2 separate regions of the Homo sapiens genome follow, and region 1 is linked to region 2. A link is a loop called in an ENCODE intact Hi-C map of the cell type or tissue named here. Cell type or tissue: OCI-LY7. All regions are shown on one strand. Each heading gives the region's core, and the rest is flanking DNA. Links, peaks and the distances in the headings are about the cores only. Region 1 has its middle 140 kb from the start of LINC02145. Region 2 has its middle 200 kb from the start of LINC02145.

Region 1 (15,996 bases), core at 3,610-11,609, 58 kb after region 2:
AAGTCATGTACCAAGGTTGCTACCCTAGTGGGACTGAGAGATGACAAGGCACATGTGATTACAGTAAGCAGGGGAGAGTGGCCATCCATTTTAAGGGAAGGTTACCATTGTCATCAAAGAAAAAGTAAAAAGACCTGAAGAGTAGGTGTGAGGTGGTTTCTACCTGAAGAGAAGGCATGAGGTAGATTCTACCTGAAGAGCAGGTGCGTGGTGGATTTTACCTGAAGAGAAAGTGTGTGGTGGATTCTACCTGAAGAGAAGGCATAAGGTGGTTTCTACCTGAAAAGAAGGCGTAAGGTGGTTTCCACCTGAAGAGAAGGCGTGAGGTGGTTTCTACCTGAAGAGCAGGTGTGTGGTGGTTTCTACCTGAAGAGCAGGTGTGTGGTGGATTCTACCTGAAGAGAAGGTGTGTGGTGGTTTCTACCTGAAGAGCAGGTGTGTGGTGGATTCTACCTGAAGAGAAGGCGTGAGGTGGTTTCTACCTGAAGAGCAGGTGCGTGGTGGCTTCTACCTGAAGAGAAGGCGTGTGGTGGGTTCTACTTTCCAACAAAAGCCACAGTGATGGTTCCTGCCCCATGCACTCCTTCAAAACCTCCTCTTTCATCAAGAGCTGGAGGCTTCTCTTCACCCTCCTTGTACCCGGGTGTTTATGCAGATGCCTTTGAAAATAAACTGTGGCAGAAGTGGCACTGTGTGCCTCTGAGGCCAGGTCAGGAAAGGCGATGTATTCGACTGGACACTCCTGTCTCTCCCTGTCTCTTTGGCTCTCTCTCTCTGTCAGGGAAGGTGGCTTTGAAGCCCTGAGCCACCTCCTAGGGAATCCATCCCTGCTGTGCTGCAGAGACCACATGGAGAGACCACTGATGGCCAAAGAGCCCAGCTTGGGGATGTCCCTCACCCAGGCACCACCCATGCAAGCAAAGAAGCTTTTGGGATGACTTCCTCACAGTGATTGTCTGGCTCTAATTTCATGGAAGACTCTGAGCCAGAATGTCACAGCCAAACTACTCCTGAATTTCTGATCACAGAAGCGGGGAGAGACAATAAATGGTCATTGTTGTTTTAAGCTACAAAGTTTTGGGGCACTTTGTCACCCAAGAATAGGTAACAAATACAAAGCAGATGCACACACTCCTTTCTGCTTTATGATTTGTCTGACTGGGGATGTGAAACAATAAAAAATATATTTATATTCATACATAGGTCTCCAACTCTGGTTCCTGGCACTGAGCTTTTAAAACCCTTGGAATTTTCTTAAGCAATAGGGGAGTTAGGAACATCTTTGTTGTAATATTTGGTCTTTGACTCTGGCTCCTGACACAGAGTTCCTAAGACCTTTGTAATTTCCTGGGTGACAGGAGCATCTTTTTTTTCTAGTGAGGCAACTCTTGGTGGGCTTCTGGATGGCAGCGGGTCACCAGAAATACCAACCCATGATTAGAAGCTTGGGACTTTCAGCCACAACTCCCATTCTCCAGTGAGGGAAAGGAGCTGGAAATGGAGTTAGTAAGGCATCATGTCCTTGTGATGCAGCCTCCATTAAAATCTCAAAACTATGGAGTTTGGAGAGATTGCAGATTGACGAAGACATAGGGGTACCTAGAGGGCAGCACATTCAGAGGGACATGGGAGCCGTGCACCCCTTCCCACAAACTCTGCCCTGTGCCTTTCTTCCATCCAACTGTTCATCTGTATCCTTTTTTTGTCTAGTAAACTGGTTAATGTTAGCATTTCCCAAGTTCTGTAAGCTGTCCTATCAAATTATCCAAGGAGGGGGTCATGGAGACCCTGATTTATAGCTGGTTGGTCATAATCATAGGACACAATCTGGTACTTGTTATTGGTGTCTGAAGTGGAAGCAGTCTTTTAGGACTGAGCCCTTAACCTGTGGGGTTTGTGGGAACTCTGGTTAGTGTCAGAGTTGAATTGAATTGTAGGACACCCAGTGGGTGTCCACTGGAGAATTACTTGGTGTGGAGAAAAAAAACCCACCCCACCAGAAGTGATCTGTGTTAAGAGTATAGCAGGAGGAAACAGCCAGTTGTTTTGTTTTTTCCTACTATTCAGGGAAACTCTGTGAAGACTTCCATCTTTCAAGTTCCATCTTTCCCCAGCAACCATCGGATTCACGGAAGAAGATCATCTCCACAAAACCAGTGCATGACTGGACAATAAGAACTAAAGCAACATAAATACCCTGCATGGGGGTCCAATGACAAACATGCACCTGGACAACCCACTGCTGGCACACAAGGGAGGGCAAACTCACGCTCACCATGAGGAGAGGTCAAAGAACCACGTCCCCTGGGAGCCCACATGAAGGCAAGGTCTCTAGGGGAGGATGAGGGACAGAGGCAGCTGGGGAGGTGACACTGTCCTCACACTGCTACTCTGATTGTTCAGAAGCCACTGGTGTGTTTTCTTTAGTTTTTAATTATGTAGTTTATTATTATTTTTTTGTTTTCCTTCTTATCTTTTCTCTCATTTAGCTCCTTGTTGACCCTTAGCAGAGAAAACATTTCAAAGATTAATGAGAAAACATCAGGTTGGTTTGCCTGTTACTGACAGTCACCATGAAGGGTTGTGGAGGAGGAAGGCTCAGTCATGGTCAGAAACAGCCTGAGTTTTATTCATGTATTTTTACATCCAGTGTGGCTGTGACACAACACTGAGCACGCTTGAAAAGAAAACTTGCTTCTCTTTCATTAAACCTCACAAATATTTTGCAAACCAGTAGCAAGAGTGGCTGTTCCCATTTTTCAGCTAAAAGTTGTGGAATAGGGAGTGACTCAGTGCTCCTGATTTGCCACAACACAATTCTCCCCCACTGGAAAAGCAAGTCCTTGACGTGTACCTGAGATCACAGTGAACCCAGCAAACCATCACCTGTTACCTGCTATTCCTTAGTACAGACACAGTGCTTGTGGAGGGTCAGTTAATAATGTAATTTACCCTTCTACTTAGTAGTGAAAAGGTCATGCTGTGTGACATGCTCTGGGGTCCCTGAGAGAGACATGAAAATAAATTTCTATGATCTGCAGGCCCCGAAGAGAGAGCAGATGCAAGGAGACACCTACACAAAGCTCTGACCGGCGGAGCGAGACCACTCATGAAACAGCTGAGCCGGAAGTGAAAGAGCCCAGCGCCCACCACAAAGAAGCTGCTATCCTATCTTTTGAATAGAATGGACCCAGTCATCTTAGGTGGTTTTGAACTGTCAAAAAATAAATAGAGGAAAAGATCAAGCACTCACTTTTGTGTCTCCCCTGCTAATGAGACACCAATAAAATGAGAGCAAAATGATTACCAGAGACAGAGACTAAGAACAGAAAAGAACAAAAGAGAATAACAGAGGAATAAACTCATAATGGCAAAGAGAAAAAGAAGAGTTCATTGACAAATGAGAGATTTCAACAAATTCCAGGAAGCTTAAAAAGTGATAAAACAAAATAAAACATTACAGCCAAAATTTCACTGAAAAAGCATAGAGCAGAGGATAAGAAAAATAACTGCAATAATAATAATGATTGGAGGACCGTGATATCAGGTAATGTGCACCGAGTGAGGATTGGGTGTCCAGCCCAGTGATTAATAATAATAATTGGAGCACCATGATATCAGGTAACATGCACCGAGTGAGGATCAGGTGTCCAGCCCAGTGATAAACCCTCGACTCACATTCTCACATCGAGGCTCACAACAACCTGAGATCAGTGCTATCATCATTTCCACTTGCAGTTGAGGAGGCTGAGGCGCCGAGAGGTTACGTGACTTGCCCAAGAGGTTACGTGACTTGCCCAAGATCCTAAGGCTGATAAGTGTGGAAGTCAGGATGGGTACCCAGGAGACCTGGCTTCAAATTTCACACCATGCCCTGGAAGGGGAAGATAAATTGTTGTGCACAGAACCTAAGAGAAGCTCTAGACCCATAGATGGCAGATAGTGGGTGGAGGTGGAAGAGGAGCCAAAAACAGGGTGGGAGGATGGAGGTACTGAAAGTCTATTTTGGTGAACACAGAGCTCCAACATCTCAGACTTTTCTCCAGGAAAAATAAATCGATTATATGGGTGGAAGGCAAGAAAGAAGGATGGAGAGATGGATGGATGGATGGATGGATGGATGGATGGTCAGGCAAATGGTTAGATGGACAAGTGGATGGATAGACAGATGTAGTAAACCTTTTCCCAAAAGCCAGCCACCCACTCATTGACACTTAGGTAAGTCCTGTCCAGCAACAGGCCTCCTCTATATACCCAAGACTCTCCAGGGGTTCCATATTCAGGAGTTAGCTCTCCACTCACAACAGCAGAGGAAACCTACACCCAATTTCTAGATATATTAACCCACCCAGCCATTCTTAAAATGATTAGACTGCAGGATCAGGCAGCATGTGAAGAAAACCATCAGAATGAAAGAAATGGGACACGTAAGAGAAACTGATAATTCAACCGACCTTTGAGAGAGGTGTGGGGGATGTGATATCTCGGGGAAGATCAAAACAAAACAAAACAAAACAAAAGACCTTGATGAAACTCTTCAAAGTGATTTGACAAATTACTGCATCCAGCAAACATATCATCATGGCTGGCTCCTTCCCTTCCTTCAGATCTACATCCCAAAGTCACCATATCAGCAAGGCCTTTCCTGTCTGCACTTTATAAAATAACAACCCTTCCCCAATCTCCCGTCAGTCCTGCCTTTCCCGAGCCACCTTACCTGCATCTTGTCCCCATAGAACTCAGCACTACATGGTGACATACCAAGTATTGATTTACTTGTTCATTTGCTATGGGTCAGCCCACAGATGACATCTCAGCTCCACGACAGCAGTGGATTTGCTCCTTAGTAGAGCTCTAGGGCTTAAAACAGTGTCTGGCATATAGTAGGTTATAAGTCAGTAAGTGAAAAACCAATGATTTCTTTTTTAAAAGAAGAATAGTTTGCAATGAAAAGAGAACAGAGACTAAGAACTCTTGGAAGTAAAACATATGTTTTCCTAAATTAAATAATTTAATAGGCCAGGCACGGTGCCTCATGCCTGTAATCCCAGCACTTTGGGAGGCCAAGGCAGATGGATCGCCTGAGGTCAGAAGTTCAAGACCAGCCTAGCCAAGATGGTGAAACCCCATCTCTACTAAAAATACAAAAATTAGCCGGGCATGGTGGTGCACACCTGTAATCCCAGCTACTCCAGAGGCTGAGGCAGGAGAATTGCTTGAACCTGGGGGGCAGAAGTTGCGGTGAGCTGAGATCGCACCATTTCACTCCAGCCTCGGCGAAAGAGCGAAGCTCCGTCTCGTGGGGGCGGTGGGGGAAAGAATTTAATAGAAGGTTGGGAAATTTCCCAGAACAGGGAGCAAAAGGACAAACAGAAGAAAAGTACAAGAGACATCAAGGACTTCAACATTCAACTGATTCCGGAAAGAGAAAAACAGGAAAACCAAGAGGCAAAAACTCAAAGAAAAATGGCTAGCTCTGTTGCACAGCTAAGAACTCATCTTCCGGGCTGGCTGGCTCCTGCTCGCCACTTCAGATCCATTCTCTACCCTTCTCCACTCCACTCAACGCCCCGGGAGTCAGGCTCACATGGACCTCGACTCTGCCCTCTGGCTTCCAGCTGGGCTTAGCCAATGGGCAGCAGCTGCTACAGAAGGGGAGAAGACAGAGATCAGAGATCAGGGTTCTTCCTGCAGCCTCTCCCTGCAGGCTTGCAGCTGGCAGGCTGAGCCCCTCTCCAGGCTTCCTCAGAGTGGCTTCTCTATGGTCTGGGGTGTTAATGGAGCTTGGTTATCATACCGCAGGGTCCTGCACTATCCTCTCTGGTCTCCCACTTCTGCCTACACTTTGCAAATTTAAATATCTTTCAACATGAAGTTCTGAGATACATATAGATTTTTAAAAGGATTTAAATATACACAATAAAAATTACTTTAAAAATATTAATCATACGAATGTTAAAAAAGTCAATACTCAAGGATAATCGTCAAAGACTTCTTATCATAACGCAACTGTGGAGTTGATTCAAATGATTATCATCAGTGTGGCAGTGTTAAGAATATGCATATAACCATATGCCATACAAATGTTAACATAAATAAATTCTTTACAAATTATCCTATGTTGAGTAGACATCTGTTTTCTGCTGAGACCATAACTGATAAATCAAAAGCCTAAAGGAATCTACTAAGCAGCATAAAAATGAATGAATAAAAAATAGTTCATTTAAGACATCTTGTACAATTTTAGCACACCAAGAATCCAGAGAGTCTAACAGCTGCTAGAGAAAGAGAGCAGATTTCCTATAAAGCATACTAATGAGACCAGCATCAGACTTCTCAGCAACAACTCCTGATATTTTCCTTTGAGTCTAGAATTCTAAATCCAATCAACTTACCAACTCAGCTTCAAAGAAAATAAATATAGATTCAGAAATGCAAAAACTCAAAAAGTGTCCATGCTTTTTCTTAGAAAGTTATTTGAGGATTTACTCCAGTCAAAGAAGGATAATATCAGGAAAGAGAAAGACAGCAAGTTCAAGAAGAATGACTCTAATCTCATGAGGAAACTGCAGAACAAAAGTGCTACAGTTAATCTAGAAAGCTACCCATCTAAACTAGAAGCGCAGTGATTGTGCTTACAGTAGGTCTTTCAGAAAAACAGAATAGATGATATCAGAGACACAGTGTAAAAGTGACATTCTCTTTTGACAAGAATAAAAAAGATAACTAGAAAATATATAAAAATAAAGAACCTGTACAATAAAATCAAGCTCAAAATAGGTAGCAAATAAAAATGAAACACAATTATGAGGAACTGAATAAAATAAGAAAATAAAATTCAGTTGCTATTGATGCTAGAAACATTCTCCACCTAGTAACCAGGGTCATGCCAGAGTCATGACCCAGGACCTGTAAAGAAGGAAACATAAGATTAGCATAACACCTGATTCCGCAGGGCATGAGCTTTCAAAGTCATAATAGTGTATGCTCTGTAAAGATTTTCAACTTCTTATACTAACTGATAAAAATAAAAAGTAATTTCAAAGTAGACTATAAATGTTATCAGCCTTGACAATGTGAAAATAAAGAACCAATAAAAACTGGGCGAAGAGAGAAGATTAGGCACAATATTATGGAAATTGGACATCAAGAGATGCTTTTAAAAGTTAATAAATTTGGTTTTTAAAAAGTTTTTAGGGCACTGAAACTATTCTGTGTAATACTATAATGGTGCAACATGCTATTATGCATTTGAAAATAAAAACATAGAATATATAACACAAAGAGTGAACTGTAAGGCAAATTTAGACTTTAATTAATAATAATATATCAGTATTGGCTTATTGATTGTAACAAATGTACCAAGGCAAGATGTTCATCACAGGGAAAACAGTGGGCATGGGAAGGGAGTACATGGGAATTCAGCATTTTCTGCTCAGTTTTTCTGGGCCTAAAATTGCTCTAAAAATAATGTCTATTTAATTATCAATGTGGACTTTGAGAAATGTCACATTTTGACCAGGATTTTGAAAAGAATTTGGATGTGTTCCCTAAGTAACTCATGTACAGGTCACGGGTCCAATCACACAATAAGATTTCTAATGAAAAACCAGCCTCCCGTGGACCCTCCTGACAGGCAATTCTGCTTCCTAGAGGATTCACCTTAGTTCTCCTAAGCTACCGCCCTCTCTAAATGAAAGGCTTCACATAGCTATTGTTTGACTTACTAACTTCAGAAACAACTTACCGACTCCCTTCTACAAAAAATGAGCTTTTGGTTCCCTCATTCCCCTTTACTCAGCTCAATTTTGAATTGTTTTATATTAGTTTTTAAATTGCTATATACTACTTTTGGTTCTCAACTATCTTTTCTTTTTTTAATTAAACAGCCTCCAGGCCCTCCTGTTTCGGCCTCTCAGCGCCTTCCTCTCCCAGATCCCCTTTCCTCCACACCCCACCTTGGCTCCCCACACAGTCATCCTTCAGGTTGGGCCAGTTTTCTAGGATTCCCTGAATATAGCATGCACATTGCTACTTCCTTCAGTGCCCCCAGGAGAAAACTCACTCCTGTCCTTCCCCTTTCCAGGTCCTGAACGCCTGCGGCCCACACAGGTGCTGGAGCAGGTGATTCCGCAAACCTCAGGCACCTGAGAGGCCGCTCCCTCCCTGCTCAGTGAAAATGAGTTTCGCCTGCTGTAGCTAGGCAATGAAGAATTAACTAGTTGAGCAAACACATTAGAAAAGATTAGATCTTTCATTTTTATGTTGGTCAAGTGCGTCTTTTACAGCCCATATTTATGTTTAAGTTTAATCCTATGTTAATTTATTAAGTAAATGTGTATTTTCTGTTTTACTTACAGGCTTTGACCCTAATTTCTGTGACTTTTATAGCCATACATTGATGTTATTTAGATGTTATTAAATAAAGTTCCTACAATTTCTTTAAGTATTTTTAGATGGCAAGCTGAGAAAGCATGCAGTATCTAAGAGGAGAAGAAATGGAAGGAAAAAGAGAGGCAGGCCAATGTGGAGAACGTGGCTTGGTTTGGAGGTTGTATTGGAAGCAGACAAGTGTTGTGTGAGAAAGGCTGCAGAGTGACTCTGAAGATGCCAGATGTCAGCCTGGTAATTTTCCCCATTTGTGGAAGCTGAAGGATTCTGAGGGGTACCTGGTTGTACTTCTTTTTATTTTTATTTTTTTTTTTGAGACAGAGTCTCACTCTGTCACCCAGTCTGGAGTGTGGTGGCACAATCTTGGCTCACTGCAGCCTCCGCCTCCTGGATTCAAGTGATTCTCCTGCCTCAGCCTCCCGAGTAGCTGGACTACAGGTGCATGCCACCACATCCAGCTAATTTTTGTATTTTTAGTAGAGAAAACATTTCACCATGTTGGCCAGGTGGTCTCGAACACCTGACCTTAAGTGATCCTCCATCCTCGGCCCCCCAAAATGTTTGGATTACTGGCGTAAGCCACTGCGCCCAGCCTCCAGTTGTACTTCTGACAGCAAGAATGTTGACAACTATCACTCCCTCCGAGGGTGTCTCATGCACAGCTCCGAGAGGGCGAGGCACGGTCCTGACAGTTCACACACCATTGCCTCCAGTGCTTTTAATCAGTGCTAAGAAGTCTCCTGCAAAATTGGCACTAATTACATATCCTGAAGAAACAGGTATTTGGTTTAATGCAGCCCTGCACCAGTGCAGCTATAAGGAAGTGTTGCTTCCTCCTGCTCAGAGAGAACACCTGTCTGTCTTCTGGGTCAAGCAAAGCTGGGGTCATGAAGGATCCAACACAGGAGGCGGTCAATGCAGGGAGGGCTGCAGCCAACCTGTGAGAAGCAAGAGGGTAAACCGCCAACTGCAATGCTGCATCGTGGGGCTGTTCTCATGACCCCTCGCCCCTGTCCCCCTCGGCCCCTCTCAAAATAGGTCCAGCTTCTCCCCAGACACCAGAACCAAATCCGGTGCATGAGAGAGCCAGCACCCCTATGGCAGGGTCTTCCTGCTGATGCAGCTCCTGTCACTGTCTCTTCTGGTTCCCTCTCACCTTGACCCTCCGTTACTGGAAAGGGGTCCAGATCCAGACCCTAAGAGAGGGTTCTTGCATCTCATGCAAGAAAGAATTCAGAGCAAGTCCACAGGGTAAAGTGAAAGCAAGATTATTAGCAAGAGAAGAGAAGTGAAAGCAAGTTTATAAGCAAGAGAAGTAAAGAAACAAAAGAATGGCTACTTCATAGATAGAGCAGGTCATTCCCAAAAGCAAGAGGAGGAATGAGTCCAACTTAGGTGCAATGCTTGTTTAGATGTAACATAACTGATATGGTTTGGCTCTCTGTGCCCTCCCAAATCTCATGTTGCATTGTAATCTCCAATGTTGGGGGAGGGACCTGGTGGGAGGTGATTGGATAACAGGGGTTGATTTCCCCTTTGCTCTTCTGGTGATAATGAGTGAGTTCTCGTGAGATCTGGTTGTTTAAAAGTGTGCGGCACTTCCCCCTTCACTCTCTCTCCTGTTCTGCTGTAGTAAGATATGCCTGCTTCCCCTTCACCTTCCACCATGACTGTAAGTTTCCCGAGGCCTCCCAGTCATGATTCCTGTACAGCCTGAGAAACTGTGAGTCAATTAAGCCACTTTTCTTCGTGAATTACCCAGTCTCAGATAGTTCTTTATAGCAGTGTGAGAATGGACTGATGCAATTACAAAACAAAACAGCATGGGGAGGTGTGCTGTGTGGCAAGGGCTCGTGACAAATGATTGTTAATCTTTTTGTAACTACTATCTTCCATGAGAATCTATATCATTATTCTTAAAGCAGAACTTATTCTTAAATTAAGAATGACTTTGCCCCTAAGATATCAGGACATCAGGCCATTTCCTGAGTCTGTTAAGTCCTGGGTCTGCTCAGCAAACATTATTAACCTGTTCCCTTAACCGTAAACATCCTGTGACTAGGAATGTCTAACCTCCTGGGAATGCAGCCCAGGAGGTCTCAGCCTCATTTTACCCAGCCCTTATTCAAGATGGGGGTCATTGTGGTTCAAATGCCTTTGACATCTCAGCTCCAGATACTGTTTTACCTTTTTTTACCCCTTCACCTCGTGTCCCAGATACTTACTTCCTGGTTCTTACGTCAGTGGCCGGAACACCTGCTGACTCTGCTTCACAGATGCCCTACATCACCCCCGACCATGCCCTTGGAAGCTCTTGGTTCCCCCTTTCCCTCCCTGGAGGCATCCTAGGGGCCAATAGGATAATGAGGCTCCACCTAGCGCTATTCTGCAGACCCAGCACCAGGAGCGCCAAATGGGAGGCAGGGCTGCTAACTCGACTTGGAACCTTGCAAGTTATTGTTCCACATCACCAAAAAGTGGGACTAACAGAGGCATCTTCCAACTTATTTCCCATTTCAATCGCATTCCCCAGTTGATCTTATTGGCCATTGACCGATTGCTTAATTATTCAAGGGACTGAGTCTGACTGCATATGCTTACTGAGGGTAGAGGACAAACTCCTCACTGGGACTTTCAATGTCCCTTAAAATGGGACCCTTGTAAAAGACTGGTTACATCATGTTATGAACTGAATTAGGGCCCCTTCGCCAATGTTTATTTTGAACCCCCAACACATAGCACCTCAAAATGTAACTGTATTTAGAGATGGGGTCTTCAAAGAGGTAATTACGAGGCTCTAGTCCAATGGGACTGGTGCTGTAATGCGAGGACACTAAGACACACAGAAAACGCACCAAGGATGCTCAGCAGGGGAAAGCCTGCATGTAGAGGCAGCAAGAGGATGGCGGTCTGCAAGCCAACGAGAAGCCTTGCAGGAAGCCAACCCTGCTGACCCCTAGATCTCGGACTCCAGCCTCCAACGCTGTTTGAGTAAATACGTTTCCGTTGTTTAAGCCACCTGATGGTGGCATTTTGTTATAGCAGCCCTAGAAACCAACACACATCATTTCACCCACACACCAGCAAACCAGGCTGCCCATCATTTCCGGGTGACACTCAGGCTTCTCTGCTTTTCTTACGCTTTCTCAAACTGTTCTTTTACTTTTGGAGTGCCCTCCTTTCCACTGCCCTAGTAATGCTGCCTGGGAGAACCCTAGAGTCCCCAAGCCTGCCATGTCTTCATGTTCTCTGATGACCCTGTGGGGTACACTCACTCCCCTGCAGCCTGCCCACATGACCTGGGAGAACCTCCCACAGATGCAGCCCTGGAGCAAATGTATTTTATTCATTCGTTCAATAACTGGCTTTCACGGAGCCAGAACCTCAGGCTCTGTTCCGCGTCTTGGATGACAGTCACCAGTTCACTTAGTTTATGCCCCTTACTCTGTTCTACAGACAGCCTGTATCTCACACTCCTTTCTCCAGTGCCCTGCAGCCTTGGGCACTGTGCTCTGCCCCTGCCAGCATGCGTGTAGGGGACACGCATTGTCCAGGCCCCCTTCTAACCAAGAGCAGTTTCCCCCTTAGGGGCTCCTCCTCCTCCCACACTATAGGTTTTCATAGGAGTGGCCACAGTCTAGTTCATGGGGGCCTGCACCCCTGCTCCCAGCACCAATAAGCTACCACTTTGGGCTTCCTGATTCAGGACTAGGGTGGCACCAGGCTAGACTCTCTCAGTGCCTAAAACAGTAAGATGTGCAGCCCAGGCTGGTGCCCTCATTCACCACGAGAGGCAGAGGCAGCAGTCCTGAGAGAGGCGAAGGAGGAAGTGGAGATGGGGTTGGGGAGGACAGGAAGCAAAAGAAGCCAGAGAGAGACAAAAGCCGAGGGGAGGGTTGGAAGAGAGTCCAGAGAGGGATCCAGCGCTCGCAGCACCGTTTCCGGAGCTCCTACCTCATTTCTGCTTCTCTCAGTGCTCCATTTCTCCTGGGGTATCAGAGAGCCACCCCACCCATGCCAGGGCCCTCCAGTGATTCCCTTCGTATTGGGAGCCAGCCGTTTCTTTCACTTTTAACCCAACAACTCCTTTGCTACTTCAAGGCACTTAATATATTCTCTAAATTGAATTTAACTTTAGTTGCTTTTGAAGAAATGGAGTGAATTTCACAGTAACGACAGCAATTTCATTACCTTCCCAGACACACTTCTGCTCACCAGATGTCCCAGCGCATAGGGTCCACAGATGGGGGATCAAGGAAGGTCCAATCCATCAGTCATTTATATACAAACAGCGGCCCTAAATGCTTGGAAACCTGTGGATAAACTTGATTTTTGTGAAGAAATTCATTTGATTTGTGGCATCAAATTGTTCCACAGCAGCACCATTATGGATGATCCAAAGGTCATTTTTCAGCAGCTGAGGTTTGGAACTCACAGTGGAAGGAGTAGTGTCCACAAGAACACATTTGCTTGTCAGTCAATCTGGAAGAGGCTTCCTTTCCAACACCCCACGTTGCAAAGAGTGGGTAAGGTTAATGGGTTCACATCTGAAAAGTGGCTCAGAGCCCAGTGATGAAACGCAGTAAATAAAGATATGTTATTCTTCACGTTATGAATTGTTTAGAGGAAAGATGGATTCAGGAAACAATCCCTCCCCTAAGATTTTGAATGGTTTCACTAAAGCCACCCATGGATGGGGAGACTGTAGGGACAAGGATGTGAGGAAGGTGAGTGGAGGCGATCTCCACTGATGCAGTGGATGGAACAGTGGGCTGCCGCCCCTGCCTCTGGCCAGATGCCAGGCCATTAAGAGCAAAGAGTAAAGATTAATTCCTATGCTCGTGTTATAGCCACACATAAAATTTGGCCCAGTAACCACAGACCAGTGCCAAAATCTGTTTAGTTCATTTAAATTTTTGTATTTATTTTAATTAAGCACTAGCAGAATGCCATTTGCAGTGGCATATTGAATACCTTTGTAATTAACAATACCGAGCCAGAGAGATAGGCTTCCTCCGCATTCTTTTAATTAACTGAAATAGTTCAAGGACAGAATCAGCAATGATTTCTTTCTGGATGCAGAATGTGGGGGCTAGGGAATATGCCCTTCATTAGAAAAAGGTGTAATTTTTCAAAATTCTAAGATCTATCAGAATATATTTCCATTTTTATAAACATTATCAGAAGGAAGAAAGCTTAGCAAATGTAATGCATTCAGTATTTTGAGTTACAACAGAAACTTTATGCAGTAGAGAAGTAAGGCAGAAGTTCTGATATGCTGGAATGGAATGAATAATAGTAATGATTCCATCCCCTATGAGTCACACGGGTCCTGGCAGCCACTTGAAATCCAAAATTCTGGTCCCGACTTTATCCTCAAGGCTTCCTATAAGCAGGCAGGATGCTTTTTATAATCTCCAGCCCTCTTTCCTTTGTGTTGTCATTGTTCCTTTTTCTTTAACACCTCCTAAAACCTTCCAACATTTGAATTGTTTAAGGGAAATATGTTTTTTTCTCTTGATCTGTTGAACTGGAATTAATCTCCCTGCATATGTCAGATGCTGTTTCTGCTTCTGTTAGAAGGAGCAGGCATCCTTCTCCTGGGTGAAAATCAGCTCTCATGGAAATCAATGTGGGTGAAAATCAGCTCTCATGGAAATCGATGTGGCTGAAGGGGAGATTCAAGGGCAGGAAAGCAAAAGGAAGACTCAGCTCCAAGGGGCCTGGTGAGGAGGCTCAACTTCAGGCCCATTCTAGGCTTATTCTGGAGTCCAGAGTGAGGATCAATCAATTTGGAGTGCTAACGCTACTTCTCCACTGGGTTGGAAACATTAGCACATCTTCAGCACCACCGGTGTGTGTGCAGCAGTGAGGACTACACTTGTGCAACTGTTCCTGTTGCACAAGAAACAGCAATGGCCCCTGCCTTTCCCTCAGAGAATAGAACCCACTCACCAGCCCCTATCCACCCTAGCCCACCCCAGTGCCACCACATCACCATTTCTCACTGAAAGATGGTAGATACGATATCATTGAATATCCTCAGCTGCTAGTGCACACAAAGAAAGCAACCCGTTCTTTTGCCAAATGCATCCTCCCTTGAAAAACTAGAGAAGCACACACTTGTTCTTGCTTACTGTGAGAGGAGCCATCATGAGCATGTAGGAGTGTGGAGTGTTTTGATTCATGCTGTCTGTGCTACATATAAACTCCTGAGATTCAGCAAAATTTCTTTTTTCATTTGCTGAGTTGAACAACCTGGTCTCTTTCTCCCTTTTATGCACCACCACTCTGAACTGAATTTTCACAGATGCAAACTGCCAAGTGAAATCCCTTCAATATTAAATTCCACAACCATCATAAAAAGGCGAATCATTTGCCGCTCAAAGGAAATGAGATATATTTTAAATTGAATATCCTCATGAATATGCTAACAAGTCCTGAACAGTTTAATAATAATAACAGACCTTGTCTTCATGTGGCCTCTTTCCCCTAGTGAAGACTGACAGCACTTACTAGAGGGGGCAGGGAGCTTGGAAGAACACAATCACTCTATTTTATAAGTGAGACCAGGAAAACCATCTCTCCATGTAAACTAGGCTGCAGGCACCCCCAATGTGTTCATTCTGCCCTCAAAATAACAGGACCTAGGAATCCTTTCACCCTTTGGCAAGCTCTTCCATGGGGCTCTTCCTTGGACCTTGATATAGTTTGGCTGTGTCCCCACCCAAATCTCATCTTGAATTGTAACTCCCACAATTCCCACGTGTCATGGGAGGAATCTGGTGGGAGGTAATTGAATCACGGGGGCAGGTCTTTTTCATGCTGTTCTCATGATAGTGAATAAGTCTCATGAGATCTGATGGTTTTATAAGGGGGAGTCTCCCTGCACAAGCTCCCTCTTTGCCTGCTGCCATCCATGTAAGATGTGACTTGCTCCACCTTGCCTTTCACCATGATTGTGAGGCCTTCCCAGCCATGTGTAACTGTAAGTCCATTAAACCTCTTCCTTTCATAAATTGTCTTTAGTCTCAGGTATGTCTTTAACTGCAGCATGAAAACAGACTAATACAGACTTTATCCCAATTATCACAGCTCTGGGAGTAGCCTGTGTGCCAGGATCACCTCAGGTGTGAAGATGGCAGAGATGAGGCACTCATCCCCTTCCCTTGCCAAAGATGGGACTGGGTCTCGTCTCAGCTTAGAAGCCAGGGTAGAGGTTCCTCTGGATGGCTCCCAGGGCAGACGTCTCTGGCCTCCTCTCGGTGGCCAACTGTATCTGCTTCTGTTTGAAGGAGCAGGCATCCTTCTCCTGGGTGAAAATCAGCTCTCATGGAAATGGATATGGCTGAAGGGGAGATTCAAGGGCAGGAAAGCGAAAGGAAGACTCAAGTCCAAAGAAGGGCCTTGCTGGGGGCCCTGTGAGGGGGCTCAACTTCAGGCCCATTCTAGGCTTATCCTGAGCAGCCTCCCCATGTGACCTTATAGCAGTGAGGACCCACACTGGAGGCTGGAGATTAGAAACAGACCCCCAAGGGATGGCTCTACAGGGCCCTCAAAGCTCCCAGGAACCATCCTTGATTGTATTCCAGGATACGGGGTACA
Region 2 (15,996 bases), core at 2,954-10,953:
ATAGACAGCAATACAATAATAGTGGGGGCTTCAATACTCCACTGGCAGCACTAGACAGCTCATCAAAACAGAAGGTCAACGAAGAAACAATGGACTTAAATTCTACTCCACAACAAATGGACTTAACAGATATTTACAGAACATTCTACCCAATAACCACAGAATATACATTTTATTCATCAGCACATGGGACATTCTCCAAGATAGACCATATGATAGGCCAAAAATAAGTCTCAGTAAATTTAAGAAAATTGAAATTATATCAAGTACACTTTCAGACCACAGAGGGATAAAATTGGACATCAACACCAAAAGGAACCCTGAAAATCATGTAAATACATGGAAATTAAATAACCTGCTCCTGAATGATCATTCAGTCAACAATGAAATCAAGATGGAAATTTAAAAAGTATTTGAACTGAATGACAATAGTAACACAACCTATCAAAACCTCTGGGATACAGCAAAGGCAGTGCTAAGAGGAAAACTCATAGCATTAAATGCCTACATCAAAAAGTCTGAAAGAACATAAATAGGCAATCTAAGGTCATACCTCATGGAACTAGAGAAACAAGCACAATCCAAACCCAAACCCAGCAGAAGAAAAGAAATAATGAGTATTAGAGCAGAACTAAATGAAATTGAAACAAAAAACAATACAAAAGATAAATGAAACAAAAAGCTGGTTCTTTGGAAAGATATGGTAGACCTTTAGTGAGATTAACTGATAAAAGAAGAGAGAAGATACAAATAAGCTCAATTAGAAAGGAAATGGGAGATATTACAACTAATACCACAGAAATACAAAAGATCATTCAAGTCTTCTATGAACATCTTTACATGCATAAACTAGGAAACCTAGAGGAGATGGATACATTCCTGGAAATGCACAACCCTCCTAGATTAAACCAGGAAGATACAGAATCTCTGAACAGACCAATAACAAGCAGCAAGATTAACATGGTAATAAAAAATTGCCAACAAAAAAAGTCCAGTACCAGACAGATTCACAGCTGAATTCTATTGTTTAAAGTAGAATTGGTATCAATACTATTGAGACTATTCCAAAAGATAGAGAAAGAAGGAATCCTCCTTAATTCATTCTATGAAGCCAGTATCTCCCTAATACCAAAGCAAGGGAAGGACATAACAAAATAAGAAAACTACAAACCAATATCCCTGATAAACTTAGATGCAGGAATCCTCAACAAAAGACTAGCAAACCAAATCCAATAGCATATTAGAAAGATAATCCACCATGATCCCTGGTTTCATTCCAGGGATGCATGGATGGTTTAACATACATAAGTCAATAAATGTGATACACCATATAAATAGAAGTAAAAACAAAAATCACATGATCATCTCAATAGATGTAGAAAAAGCAGCCTCCCTTTATAATTAAAACCCTAGGCATAATTGGCATAGAAGGGACATACCTTAAAGTAATGCCTATGATAAACTCAAATCCAACATTCTACTGAATGGGGAAATGTTGAAAGCATTCCCCCAAGAACTAGAACAGGACAAGGATGCCCACTTTCACCACTTCTATTCAACATAGTACTGGAAGTCCTAGCCAGAGCAATCAGACAAGAGAAAGAAATAAAGGGCATCCAAGTCAGTAAAGAGGAAGTCAAACTGTCACTGTTTGCTGATGATATAATCACATACCTGGAAAACTCTAAAGACTCATCAAAAAAGCTCCTAGAATGGGTAAATGAATTCAGCAAAGTTTCAGGATACAAAATTAGTTAATGTACACAAATCAGTAGCTCTGCAATAAACCAACAGCGACCAACCTGATAACCAAATTAAGAACTCAACCCCTTTCACAATAAATGCAAAAAAATAAAATAAAATACTTAGGAATATTCCTAACCAAGGACATGAAAGACCTCTACAAGGAAAACTACAAAACACTGCTGAAAGGAATCATAGATGACACAAACAAATGGAAACACATCCCATGCTCATGGATGGGTAGAATTAATATTGTGAAAATGACCATATGCCAAAAGCAATCTACAAATTCAATGTAATTCCCATCAAAATACCACCATCATTCTTCACAAAATTAGAGAAAAAAAGCCTAAAATTCATATGGAACCAAAAAAGAGCCCACATAGCAAAAGCAAGACTAAGCAAAAAGAATAAATCTGGAGGCATCGCATTACCCAACTTCAAACTGTACTATAAGGCCATAGTCACCAAAACCACATGGTATTGGTATAGAAATAGGCACATAGACCAATGGAACAGAGCAGAAAACCCAGCAGTAAACTCAAATACTTACAGCCACCTGATCTTCGACAAAGCAAACAAAAACATATAGTGTTAAAAGGACACCCTATCCAACAAATGGTACTGGGATAGTTGGCAAGCCACATGTAGGAGAATGAAACTTGATCTTCATCTCTTACCTTATACAAAAACCAACTCAAGATGGATCAAAGACTTAAATCTAAGACCTGAAACCATACAAATTCTGGAAGATAACAGAAAAACTCTTCTACACATTGGCTTAGGCAAATGTGTAGAAGAGTTTATGACCAAGAGCCAAAAGCAACTGCAACAAAAACAAATAGATGAGACTTAATTAAACTAAAAAGCTTCTGCACAGCAAAAGAAATAATCAGCAGAGTTAACAGACAACCCACAGAGTGGGAGAAAATTTTCCCCATCTATACACCCGACAAAGGACTAATATCCAGAATCTACAAAGAACTCAAACAAATCAGCAAGGAAAGAACAAACAATCCCATCAAAAAGTGAGCTAAGGACACGAATAGACAATTCTCAAGAGAAGATATACAAACGGCCAACAAGCATATGGAAAAATGCTCAACATCACTAATTATCAGGGAAATGCAAATTAAAACCACAATGCAATACCACCTCACTCCTGCAAGAAAGTCCATAATTTTAAAAAATCAAAAAATAATAGATGCTGGCATAGACGAGGTGAAAAGGGAACATTTTTACACTGTTGGTAGGAATGTAAACTAATACAACCACTATGGAAAACAGTGTGGAGCTTTTTTAAAGAACTAAAAGTAGATCTACTGCTTGATCCAGCAATCACACTACCAAGTATCTACCAACAGGAAAAGAAGTCATTATACAGAAAAAGATGCTTGCACACACATGTTTATAGCAGCACAATTTGCAATTGCAAAAATATGGAACCAGTCAAAATGCCCATAAACCAATGAGTGGATAAAGGAAATGTGATACACACACCATGGAATATGGAATACTACTCAGCTATAAAATGGAACAAAGTAAAGGCATTTGAAGCAATCTGGATGAAATTGGAGACTATTATTCTAAGTGAAGTAACTCGGATGGAAAACCAAACATCGTGTGTTCTCACTCATATGTGGAAGCTAAGCTATGAGGATGCAAAGGCATAACAATGATACATTGGACTTTGGGGACTGAGGGGAAAGGGTGGGAGGTGGCAAGGGATAAAAGACTACACATTGGGTACAGTGCACACTGCTTGGGTGATGGGTGCACCAAAATCTCAGAAATCACTACTAAAGAACTTATTCATGTAACCAAATACCACCTGTTCCCCAAAAACCTATTGAAATAAAAAATAAGTTTTTAAAAAAGAAGTCAAGAAGAGAAAGTTTTTAAAATCGTATGCATTCTTGTAATGCCTTTCAACTCAACAATTCAATAGAATAATTCTGTCGGGTGACTTTGCCCTGAACTGTTCTCTTTGGCAGTGATGTAGCTCTACCACTTCATGCTGTTGGTGAAAACCTTGTTTTTATCCCATCTACCCTGAATCCTACTGGCAATGCACATAAAGAAATGATGGAAAAAAAAATAGTGGGTGGTATCAACCACCCTGGCTTAATGGGTGTTTTCAGTTGGTAGGTTTCTCAGTGGCATTCTAGTTTGGTTTTTTTTTTTTCCCTGAAAACAACAGATTTCATGCTCTTCCTTCTCTAACGCTTAACAGTGAGGCTTCCCTAGCATTTGGAGTATGTCCCTTTACACCCTGCTCAAGGCCTTGGGAGCCCACCCCTTGCATTGGTGTGGCCTGGATGTGAGACATGGAGTCAAAGGAGATTATTTTAGAGCTTTAAAATTTAATGACTGCCCTGCTGGGTTCCGGAATTGCACAGGGCCTGTAGACCCTATCTGTTGGCTGATATCTCCCTTTTGAAAAGGGAATATTTACTCAATGCCTACACACACATTATATCTTGGAAGTAACTAACTTGTTTTTTATTTTACAGGCTTATATGCAGAAGGGACTTGCCTCATCTCAGGTGAGACTTTGGACAGTAAATTTTTGAGTTAATGCTGAAATGAGTTAAGACTTTGGGGGACTGTTGAGAATGGATGATAGTATTTTGCAATGTGAGAAGCACATGAGATTTGGGAGGGGCCAGGGGCACAATGATATGGTTTGGATTTGTGTCCCCACCCAAATCTCATGTTGAATTGTAATCCCCACTGTTGAAGGAGGGGCCTGGTGGGAGGTGATTGGATCATGGGGGTGAGTTTCCCTCTCAGTGCTGCTCTCATGATAGTGAGTGAGTGCTCAGAGATTTGGTTGTTTAAAAGTGTGTGGCACCTCCCCATTCTCTCTCTCTCTTTTTCTCTTGCTCCTGCCATGTAAGACGAGCTTGCTCCTCCTTTGCCTTCTGCTATGACTGAAAGTTTCCTGAGGCCTCCCCAGCCATGCTTCCTGCATAGCCTGTGGAACTGTGATCCAATTATAAATTTCTTTTATTTATAAATTACCCAATCTCAAGTATTTCTTTATAGTAGTGTGAGAATCAACTAATACATGCCCTTTGTCACCTTGCATTAAATTTATAAGTGTGGAAGTGTCTTGGTTAATCTTCAGATACTTGAAGAGTTCTCTAGGAATGTTACCTCCAGCAGATATCTTAGTACCCAGCACATGCAGGTAGTCAATAAATATTATCTTGAATGAAGCTAAAGATGGCATTTCATTTCTTCCAAATAGGTATACTTCCTCCAATATATAGACTGTGTTATAGTATAATTGACAAGTATAGGGACAAAGAGGACCTCTTCAGGGAAATATCTGTTCACAAGTGGGAAGAACTGGCGAAGACTTCACATGGTGATTGTATGTGCCAATCCTGGAATATTGTTCATCGATTTATAAGTTTTCTTCTTCCAACATGTTTGACTGGAAGGAACATCTTACTGAGATTGGGAGACCTGATAGGACACCTTATTAGTTCTCCTGGGATTATAGAAGTTCATTCCAGAGCCACAGTTCTGAACGTCAAAAATTAACATTCCTGCTGGAGTGCCCTTCACATTAAGGGGTGATAGCCAGAGGCAGAATGAGAGCTCACGTCACAACTGACTGGGGCACACAATAATTAATAGAAACAAGTGGATGTGGGGTGGGGTAGGGTGGTGGGATTGAACCACAGAATGCTTTTATTTTATGTGCCATACAATCTGATGAGCTTGCTTTCACACACTTTGAGCTGCTGAGAATAACTGGGGAGGTGAGACCTGCAGACTGAGTCCAGTCTGGGAATGGGCAACCTGCAGGCACATAGTGGCCAAGAAGGGCTGTGTTCAAAGTGGCAGGAGGGAGTTCAAGAAAGCAAAACCCAGAACCACCATGGGGAAGGAGACTTTTGCTGTGACTTAATCAGATCTAATGGGAAACAACTTGGATTTCTTTTACAGTTAAACATGAAAGCAAGAAGTGAGCTCCTTGTCTCACACCCAAACTACATTACTGACTGTGCTTTTGACACTCGTGTCCCTCAAATTCCTCATCTTTGTCTTTTCCTTTCCTCCCTATTTTACATATGAAATGAGCGAGTACTAATCACATTAAATATTTCAGCAGCACTGTTGAAGTGACATTTATCTTGGCAGACATGAGCCAGTTATAGGGATTATTTTTAAAAATCTGGAAGGACTGCCTTTCCTGTGGTGCAATTCAGCAGACAGGGGCTGAGTGCCCGCTGCCCACAGGATGTGCAATAAAGCTGGGGAAACAGTGCAGCACACACGGGGGCAACCGTTCCCTCTGATGGTCGCGGAGCTCACACCCGGGGGAGGTCTTACCCCTGCAGCAAGGGCACGGCTGGATTTTAGGAATATGGCTCTCTTAGCGTGGGATTCTCGGGCTGTGGAGATTCCAGTGGGTGGAAGGCCAGGCCCATCTCACGGTTTAGGGTCCAGGAAGCCCAGGTTCCATACCATGGAAAGGCAGCCCCCGGCTTGGGCTGGTCGTGGGCTTTCTCACCTCCTTCTGAGTTCAGCTGGGCTGAGGAGGGCTGAGCTGCCAGGAGCTGGAGTAGCCAATGAAGACAACAAGCAAATGTAAGTACCAGTGAAGCTCTCATCTCCCGCTGTGACCGTGTGTGCTAGAGGCTGACCAGGAAGGCAGCTGCTGGTGGGGCAGGTGGACCAGCAAAGGCGTGGGGGGTGCCTTACTACTAAGGGAGCCTGGAACAAGAGGCTTCTGCAGTTTTAGGGACCCCTGGCAAGAGAAGGGCTGGGGAGGAGAAAGTGCTAGGCGTGGACAATAACTGATGCCTGAGGAAGAGTGGGAGAAAGGATTCCCCTCCCCCAGTAAGGAGATCTCAGCAGAAAAATCTGAGCCTGGCCTCTGCTGAAGGCCCCAGATAGAGGCTCCAGATGGAGGCACCTGGGCTAGGAGCCAGCTCTGCATAGAAGCACAGCCCTCTGGGGTAGGGGGTGGGCAGGGGCCAAGATCCTTGGCTGTAGCTGCCTCCAGAGCCTCCACACACTGGCTGAACCAAGCATGGCCTGGGGAGGGCCACCCCCAGAGCCTTGGAATTGCCTGTGGCCCGGCCTGGAAGATCACAGAGGGGATTTAGCCAGCAGCCAATGGCTCCTTTATAGTGGCTAGAGTGGATATGATTATATTCCCAAAAGTAAAGAAGTTAAATTAGTAAAGTTAACATTGATGTGAAATATGAATGTTCAGAATACAATATTTTTTGTTTTTGAGGATAGTGGACCAAATTCAGTGTATGTGAATAGGTATGCATACATATCCAATTATACATATGTTATAAATATTAATATTGTCTATGATATAGTATATTTATAATATATAAATATGATATGTAATATATAAGATTTATAACCCATATTTTTCTAGAAAACATATATTTATAATATATAATATATTAATATAGAGTACATATTTATATTGTATATAAATATATAAACAATATGAATATATATTTATATTATATAATATATAGTATACATAATATGTATATGTATGCATACCTACTCACATACACTGAATTTGGTCTGAATACACTGAATATTTACCAATATTTTATATATAAGATACATATTTTGCAGGCTATAGATACATATAGACTGCAAAAATACTATTGCAGTCTATACTAAATACTATAGATATAGAGAGACTGCAAAAATACTATAGCTCTAATACTATAGATATGTCTATACTAAATACTATGTATATATTTATATACATATGGATTGTAAAAACACTATTGAAAAAGAACCCTTGCCTCTGACTCTTGTTTCCTTTCCCTTTTTCCTACTACCTGCCCCACACTCAACCTTGAGTAACTCACAAGTCACAAGTGTTGCAAAAACGGTTCTCCATGGTAACTTCCTGACAGTTATCAGGTTGGGATTAAGCCAGAACAATATCTACACGTTCCAACCACGGGTATAGCTGATGGTGAAGATGAAACCTGCTCCCTGGATGAAACCTGCTCCCTCAATGAAACCACAAGGACACCTGCTGCTCACTTCACCACGTGCCCTGCTTCTGCTCAGAGCGTCACTTGGTCTTCAGGTGCTCCCCAAGGGACATCTCCAGGGAAGGCTTTCAAACTTTGTTTGAGTCATAGAAACCATTTCCTTTTGATGCTATGAAATAAAAGTATGGGGACCTGAAAGAGGAAATAGCTGAAGACATAATTAAGTTCTTCTCAGAGGATATGCTATCTAAGCTGAGGCCTAAAGGTTGAGTAGGCATCAAGGAGGCAAACAGTGGGAGGGAAATAACTGGAGGTTTAGGGAACCTTGTGTCACTGACATATTAAATTTTACACAATGGCCTCACCATGGAACTACCCCCCAAATAAACATACTCAACACTTCCAGCACCCCAAGACCATGGAGGTGTCCCTCCCAGAACTTTCCCACTCCAAAAGTATTCTCAGCCTTTTGTCCCATAGATTTCCTTTACTTGTTTTTCTTAAAATTAACATAAATTGATTATGCAGTATGCACACTTTTTTGGCTGACTCTTGTCACTCAATATTGTGACTGCACGTGGAGCAGTGGTTTCTTTTTTGACTTCGCTGTATCAAATTGCACTGTGTGAATATACCCCAATTTATCCACTCTGTTTTTGATGGACTTTTGAGTTGTTTCCAGGTTTTAGCTTTTATGAATAATGCTGCTGTGGACATTCATTTGCATGTCTTTTGCACATATGTTTCCATTTCTTTTGGGTTTGTACCTATGATTCAGGTGTTGCTGGGCATGTGCAGGTCGAGCTTTGCAAGATGTTGCCGAAAAAACTGAGTGGTGAAAGTTCCTGCAGAAATTCACTCCCACCACCAGTATCTGAGAGAAGTTCTGGTTTCTCCACACCCTCGACAGTACTTGGTATTGTCTTACTGATTTCTTTTTAATGTTTGCCTTTTAAGGAGGAGTGTTATATCAAAACAATATGGTATATCATATTGTTGGTTTATATTCCATTTCCCTAATGAATTTTTAAACATTTAATGGTTATTTAATGTCCCCCTTTATAAAATGACAGTTCAATACTTGTGTTCATATTTTAATTGTGTTATTTTTCTTTCACTTATACATTTATTTATTTTTTTCTCCTTAGTAGCCAGCACTGTGTTTTTTAAAAAAGTTTTTTATTTCTGTAGGTTTCTGGGGAACAGGTGGTATTTGGTTACATGAGTAAGTTCTTTAATACTAATTTGTGAGATTCTTGGTACACCCATCACCCAAGCAGCATACACTGAACCCAATTTGTAGTCTTTTATCCCTCACTCCCTTCCCATCCTTTCCCCTTCAGTCCCCAAAACCCATTGTGTCATTCTTATGCCTTTGCATCCTCATAGCTTAGCTCCTAATTATGAACAAGAACATACGATGTCTGGTTTTCCATTCCTGAGTTACTACACTTAGAATAATAGCCTCCAATCCCATCCAGGTTGTTGTGAATGCCATTAATTCATTCCTTTTTATGGCTGAGTAGTATTCCACAGTTTCTTTATCCACTTGTTGATGGATGGGCATTTGGGCTGGTTCCACATTTTTTGCAATTACAATTGTGCTACTATAAACATGTGTGTGCAAGTATCTTTTTCATATAATGACTTCTTTTTCTCTCAGTAGATACCCAGTAGCGGGATTGCTGGATCAAATGGTAGTTCTACTTTTAGTTCTTTAAGGAATCTCCACACTGTTTTCCATAGTGGTTTCACTAGTTTAGACTCCCACCAGCAGGGTAAAAGTATTCCCTTTTCACTGCATCCATGCCAACATCTATTATTTTTTAATTTTTTGATTACGGCCATTCTTACAGGAGTAAGGTGGTATTGCATTGTGGTTTTGATTTACATTTCCCTGATCATTAGTGATGTTGAGCATTTTTTTCATTTTTTTTGGCCATTTGTATACATTTTTAGGATGCCTTTATAAACTCTGGATATGAGTCTTGCAAAGATCTCTCACACCATGGCTTTGTTTTGTACTCTCTCTATAGTGTCATTTGGTGAATAAAATTTCATACTATTAATTTAGTACAGCTGGATGTGGTGGCCCATGCCTGTAATCCCAGCCTTTTGGGAGGCCAAGGCAGGCAGATCACGAGGTCAGGAGTTCGAGACCAGCCTGGCCAATATGGTCAGAGACGGGTGAAACCCCGTCTCTACTAAAAAAATGCAAAAATTAGCTGGGTGTGGTGGCGCATGCCTGTAGTCCCAGCTACTTGGGAGGCTGAGGCAGGAGAATTGCTGGAACCCAGGAGGCAGAAGTTGCAGTGAACCGAGATGGTGCCACTGCACTCCAACCTGGGTGACAAAGCAAGACTCCATCTCAAAAAAAGAAAAAAAGAAAAAAAAATTTAGTACAACTTATTGATCCTTTATGTAATGGTTAGTCCTTTTAGTGTCATGTTTGAGAAGTGCTGCCTGCCCCAAGAACATGAAGATATTTCTCTGTAATATTTTTTAAGCTTTATTGTTTTATCTTTCATAGTTGGTCTTTGATCCACATGTGATTCATTTTCCTATAAGGTTTGATTTGAAGGTCAGATTTCATTTCTTTACCCATAGATATCCAATTGATTCATACAGTTTATTGAAAAGACTGGTCTTTCCTTGTTTCAAGTTGTTAAAGAATGAACAATAAAGTGAACTTACTAAAATAGAAGAAGAAAATAATAAAGATAAGAATACAAATTAATGAGAGGTAGAATCACAAAGGCATAGTTGATTCTTTTTAGAAGAAGAATAAATTAAATTTCTGGCAAGAATAATCAAGGGGAAAAAGAAGGATACACAAAAACCAATACAGGAATGAAAAAAGTGGTGAATGTACACGACCTGCACCTGTTAAAATGATGAAGACAAAGTACATGTATAAACTTAAAATACATTTGCAATTTAACAACAGAAAGTACATCTAACTTTGATATCAAATGCTGAGAAGGATACAGCAAAAAGTGAAATTACAGGTTTAAAGAAAACCTAAATAGTGATGGATTAGAAGACTCAATAGAGTATATCAACCCTCCCTAAATTAATCTAAGATTTTCATGCAATTTCAACTAGAATCTAAAGTGTATATTTTGTTATGTATTCATTCAGCTAAAATTTTCATTGGGATTGTATAAATTTTAGAGATCAGTTTAAAGAGAATTAACATCTTAACAATATTAAATTTTCTAATTCATGTACATAACTTACATTTCTTCTTATTTAAGTCTTTAATTTCTCTCAGCAAGATATTTTGGAGATTTAAGTATACAATTCTTACATACAGTTTGTTAAATAAAATGAAATACATGATGCCATTTAAAGTAGTATAGAAAGATATATCACGTACTTCATTTTATTTTCTAGATGTAACTCAAAGAATTTGAAAAGTCGAATTAACAACAAAATTCCCCAAACCTAGTTAGTGAAGGAATTCTGTCATATCTGAGAGAAATTGTAAATAATTTTCTTTTGTTTTATCAAAAGAAAACCCTACAAAATTATTTCATCCAATCTATAATTATTATCATTATTTCTATATTATTGCTATTTAGAAAAAAATGTCAGAGGCTAAAACTGAAAGTGGTATAGTTTGTTAGCAAGTAACTGGCAAAAGTATTATAACTTCCTTATGAAAATTAGATCTATAAAATTGAACTTCATGGAAATAATGGCCATAAACAATAATTCTCAGTGCTAGAAGCTAAGTTTCATGTGTACAACAAGCTATTGGCGGACCAAATCATCAATATAAAATTTTCATAAATTAAAATTTACCCCAATACAAACAATTTTAGTAAAAAATGCATCCAGTTTTTAAAAAGACAACCTATAATTGAAAAATGTATAAATTGTTGAGCTGCGCTACATACAAATTTGATCAAGGTTTAAGGAAGTAAGCTTTAGAAAGTACTTTATCCATCAGTGTTCTTTAGTGTTGGTGTGAACTTGATAAGAATGTTTTATCTTAACCACAAAGTCCATGTAGTCTTCAGATTGAAACACTGGGTTGAAATGTCTCATAATCCTCCACACATTCTGCCATTGCTAAGTCCTAGTAAAGGAGCTCTGCTTTCAAGCAAGAGACGAAGGAGAAGAGAACCACCTGGCCCTGCTCTGCACTCAGACTCAAACAAGGAGCAAGAGAATTCATAATGATGGTTAAATGCATGCAGGAAAAAGAGAGAAAATCAGAGAAAAAGGGCACAAATCAGTCAGTTCCTGGAGGAGGTCTGAAACGAGCCGGCACAGGACGTATGATTAATGGCCCCATCAACAACCTCTAGCCAAGCCTAGGAACTACGCTCTGAGAGGACCTCCTGGGGACTGGGGCACTGGCCATTACTGCCACATGGACAGCAGCTTCCTCAGTTAATTTAATGTTCACAGGAGCTCCTGATCCCTGCTGATGTTCATTAGCTATTCTGGGGCAAAAACATGAAGGGGTCGGCAGTGTATTCACAAAGCAGGTAGAAACTGTGTCTTGGAGTTAGAAAATCGCTGCATGCAAAATACCATGGCCCTAAATTCAGAAGAGACTCACGGGAGGTGACACTGAAATGAGCTGCATTTCTAAAACCCACACTCTATTCTACAGAAACAACCAACAGGTTGAGTTCTCCAAGGTCACACAGCCAATTAATAGGACACCCAGAAGAAAACAGGCTACAGGACCAGTCTGGAAGTTTCCCTTGCCAACCATGGATCTCAGGATCCTGCAGCAGTGCGGGAGTTCCTGCACCAACTATGCTTTTTAAAAAAGTAAATAAATAAATAAAAATAGCATACATGAACCTACATACACATACTTTCTCTAACTCACGTATATTCTGTTTTTCAAAAATGTAGATGCTACAATGATTAGCAAAATACAAAACCATTTCAAAGTGTCACAGGATTCGCATCTGTTATCATACTTCCTCAATTAGTGTTTATTAAAAGTACAACCATCTCAGCTGGGCTCACGCCTGTAATCCCAGCACTTTGGGAGGCCGAAGCAGGTGGATCACCTGAGGTCAGGAGTTCAAGACCAGCCTTGCCAACATGGTGAAATCCCCTCTCTACTAAAAATAAAAAAAAATTAGCTGGGCGTGGTGGCAGACACCTGTAATCCCAACTACTCGGGAGGCTGAGGCAGGAGAATCACTTGAACTCGGGAGGCAGTGATTGCAGCGAGCTGAGATCACGCCATTGCATTCCAACCTGAGCAACAACAGCGAAACTCTGTCTTAAAAAAAAAAAAAAAAAGTACAACTATCTCATATGAACTCCCCCAAAATGATATCGCAGAAGAAGTTTTACTGAAAATGTCCAGGAGCTACTACCCTGCATTCCAAATGCTTACTCACTTCTAACTTTCCATTCTAAAAGAAATGAGAGAAAGCAAGGTGAAATGCAAGAATGTTCGAGACTCCCTTCCTTCTCCAGTCTAAGATAATTAGAATATCTTCACGGATTTTGTTCAGTTGCCCATCTGTATGGTAAACAGTGAACACCCCACATTTCTTCCTGAAATGTAGCAATTGCTGTACCGACTTGTTACTCCCGGTGGAGTATTGTACCTGTGGATTACCATGTAAATGAGCACACAGATGTGCAGAAGAAAACAATCACTCTACTAAGGAGGAAATCTGGAACTCCAAACCATTCACATCTTTTTTCAGATTACAAATGACTTTGAAGACATCTTTAAAATAGAACAAATGGAAGAGCACTGTCACAGATGTTTTAATTATTTATCATTTAGAATCTATTTTCTTCTAGTATCGACAGAGGATTACATGTGTCCGAATACAATCTTCTACAAGCAACGTTTAGCCCAGTTGCATCAGAAGGCCCATGAGCTGCACAGTCTTAAATTGGTGGACATTGAATTCCATCTGAGACCACCCCGGCCGGGGTTATGATTGGGGAGATAACATTTAAATCAGCCGAGAACTACAACCTGAGGATCTACTATGTTTCTTAAATAGAATGTATAAGTGTTCTGAAATAGGAGCCATGTAGACAAAGCCTGCCTACTTGGATCAATTTGTTCATATTGATGAACAGCGTTGAGCTATTAGATGAACTAATAATTATTTAAAATCACAAGTTGTCTATAGAATCCATTGTTTCAACTCTGGCCCTATACAAGTGCAAATTGTACTTTGTAAAATTCAAATGCAAGGCTTTATATTTACTTTAAGGTATCACAGGTCAAGTTCACCAGGGGATCAGACTTAGAGAAAGATATGTGCCTGCATGGTTTGAGGAAAACACCTGTGAGGGGTAAGGGAAGCAGGACTGTGCGGAGGAAGAAGATGATAGAATTATGCATCCTCACAGCAGCCTCAGCAGATCCCACCAGGAGTTTGGGAGCTGGCATAGACCTTTAACAGGGGTCCCTCTGTTTACAAACCCCATGACCCTCAGAACGTGCTCCTGCCACGAGACTTGTTGGCAGCTGAATAAAAGACCAAGTGCAGGCCAAGCGCAGACTACAAGAGCTACCAATAATTGTCAACATAATGATGATAAGAATAGGTCTCTTTTATTGAGAATTTACATGTGTCAGGTCCCAAACAGGGTACACTCTGGTCGTTTACTCCATATAACCATTCAATGAGTATATTCCCAGAACTGTTACAACAAAGGTCCACGAACTGGGTGGTTTAAAGTAATAGATGTTTATTCTCTCACAACTCTAGAGGCCAGAAATCTGAAATCAAGGTGTGGGCAGAATTAACTCTTTCTGAGGGTTCTGAGGAAGAACCTGTTCCTTGTCTCTCTCCTCCCTTCTGGTGTCGCTGGCAATTCTTGGCACTCCTTGGATTGCAGATGCCTCATTCCCTCCTCTGCCTCTGTTATCACAGAACATTCTCCACGCCTGTGTCTGTGTCTCTTAAGGACACCAGTCACTGGATCAACTGCCTACTCTAATCCAGAATGACCTCATCGTAACACGTTACACCTGGAATGGCTCTGTTTCCAAACAAGATCACATTCCGAGGTGCCAGGGATTAAGACTGCAGCATATGAATGGGGTTTGAGGGAACACAATTCAGCCTGTAGCAGTAGGTATTCTTATTGCTATTTTTTGTATAAAGAAATCAACAGTATCAGCCAGGGCCCACTTAGGAAAACAGAAATCACACCAATTATTATAACGGAGAGAATTTAGTATGGAAAAATGAGTAAACAGGCATAAGAGCATTGAAAAGGTACAAGAAAACAATAACGCAAAGGTTGAACATGCAGGAAACAGCTTCCTTCCCTGGGATTGGCAAACCAAGTGAAAAGGCTGAGATTATTCAAGTTTAGGAAATTGGACGAGGGCATGAAGAGTTTGGAGCCACTGGTGCTGGGAGCACTGGAGCTTTAGAGGTGAGGGCTCATGACGTTGATACTTAAATCTCAGAAGTGAGGTGCTGTCTTGCTGATGCTGGTATCTTGAGGGGTTCACCGGTTTGGGAAGTGTGAATAAAAACCAGAAGCTGAAACTAATAGGCTCTGCATGGTGAGGGGTGTTGCTTAAATGGCCAAACGGGAGAGTTCATTCCCTCACTGCCCCCGGCCTGAGGCCTCCCTCTAGCGCTTTGGCAGAGCCTCACAGGGAGCAACTGGCAAAGCAGGAATGTGGTCTGCAGAGCCCCAGCCTCAGCCCACAAGAGTCCAGAGGGGCGAGCTTTCAGCCACACAATAGCTTAACAAACAACTCACTGAGCTAGAAAATCCCAGCATGCAGCAGGTGGCAAGGCTAGGATTCAACCTAAATCTGTGCAACTCTGAACTCACCTCCTGACCATTGGATTTACCTTCCTGTAAAATGGATATTTAAGAATAGATGAATATGTACTATTTTTATTCCTAAAATAATCATAATCCAAAAACCAATACTGGAAGAATAGCAATTTATCCTAAGCAATGAAAGCAAACCATCTTCTTCATGACAGGTGTAATTAGCCAGCTGTGTGCCATGAGTAAAGAGTGGATTGTGCTCCCATATGCAGACCATATTCAATGTCAGGGATCGGCAAAAGAACTGTCCAAATGGAGGCAGGGCAGCCAGACTGCCGCTGACCTCACAGTAAGAGAAACACATAGTACAGAAGCCTAGTAAATTCAGTTAGCTTTTTCCAATTAAATAAAGAGCAGAAGAAATTGGATTTAAGATTGTAACATGTGAAATGAAGTTAATAATCTAGAAGCAGATGAAATGTTCCTATGATAGGAAGCCAACTAA

What was found. Hi-C counts contacts between places; a loop is a spot of excess contacts. Peaks named below come from ENCODE experiments on the same cell type or tissue, not always from the same donor. Only the 100,000 strongest peaks of a DNase experiment are listed, where the experiment ranks them.
Region 1: a loop joins it to region 2, with 8 times the contacts of the local background. A loop is called at or near these places in 2 of 110 quality-filtered maps.

Annotation. Positions count from the first base shown.
Region 1 is chr5:6,185,429-6,201,424 of GRCh38, forward strand. No RefSeq gene overlaps it. Among named protein-coding and RNA genes, the nearest start is that of LINC02145, 140 kb to the right of the region's middle. In OCI-LY7, for the core only: no CTCF peak of the experiment used is centred there; DNase peaks (open chromatin) are centred at 9,223, 9,613 and 9,903; H3K4me3 peaks cover 1,730 bases; H3K27ac peaks cover 2,237 bases.
Region 2 is chr5:6,128,351-6,144,346 of GRCh38, forward strand. No RefSeq gene overlaps it. Among named protein-coding and RNA genes, the nearest start is that of LINC02145, 200 kb to the right of the region's middle. In OCI-LY7, for the core only: no CTCF peak of the experiment used is centred there; a DNase peak (open chromatin) is centred at 7,841; H3K4me3 peaks cover 846 bases.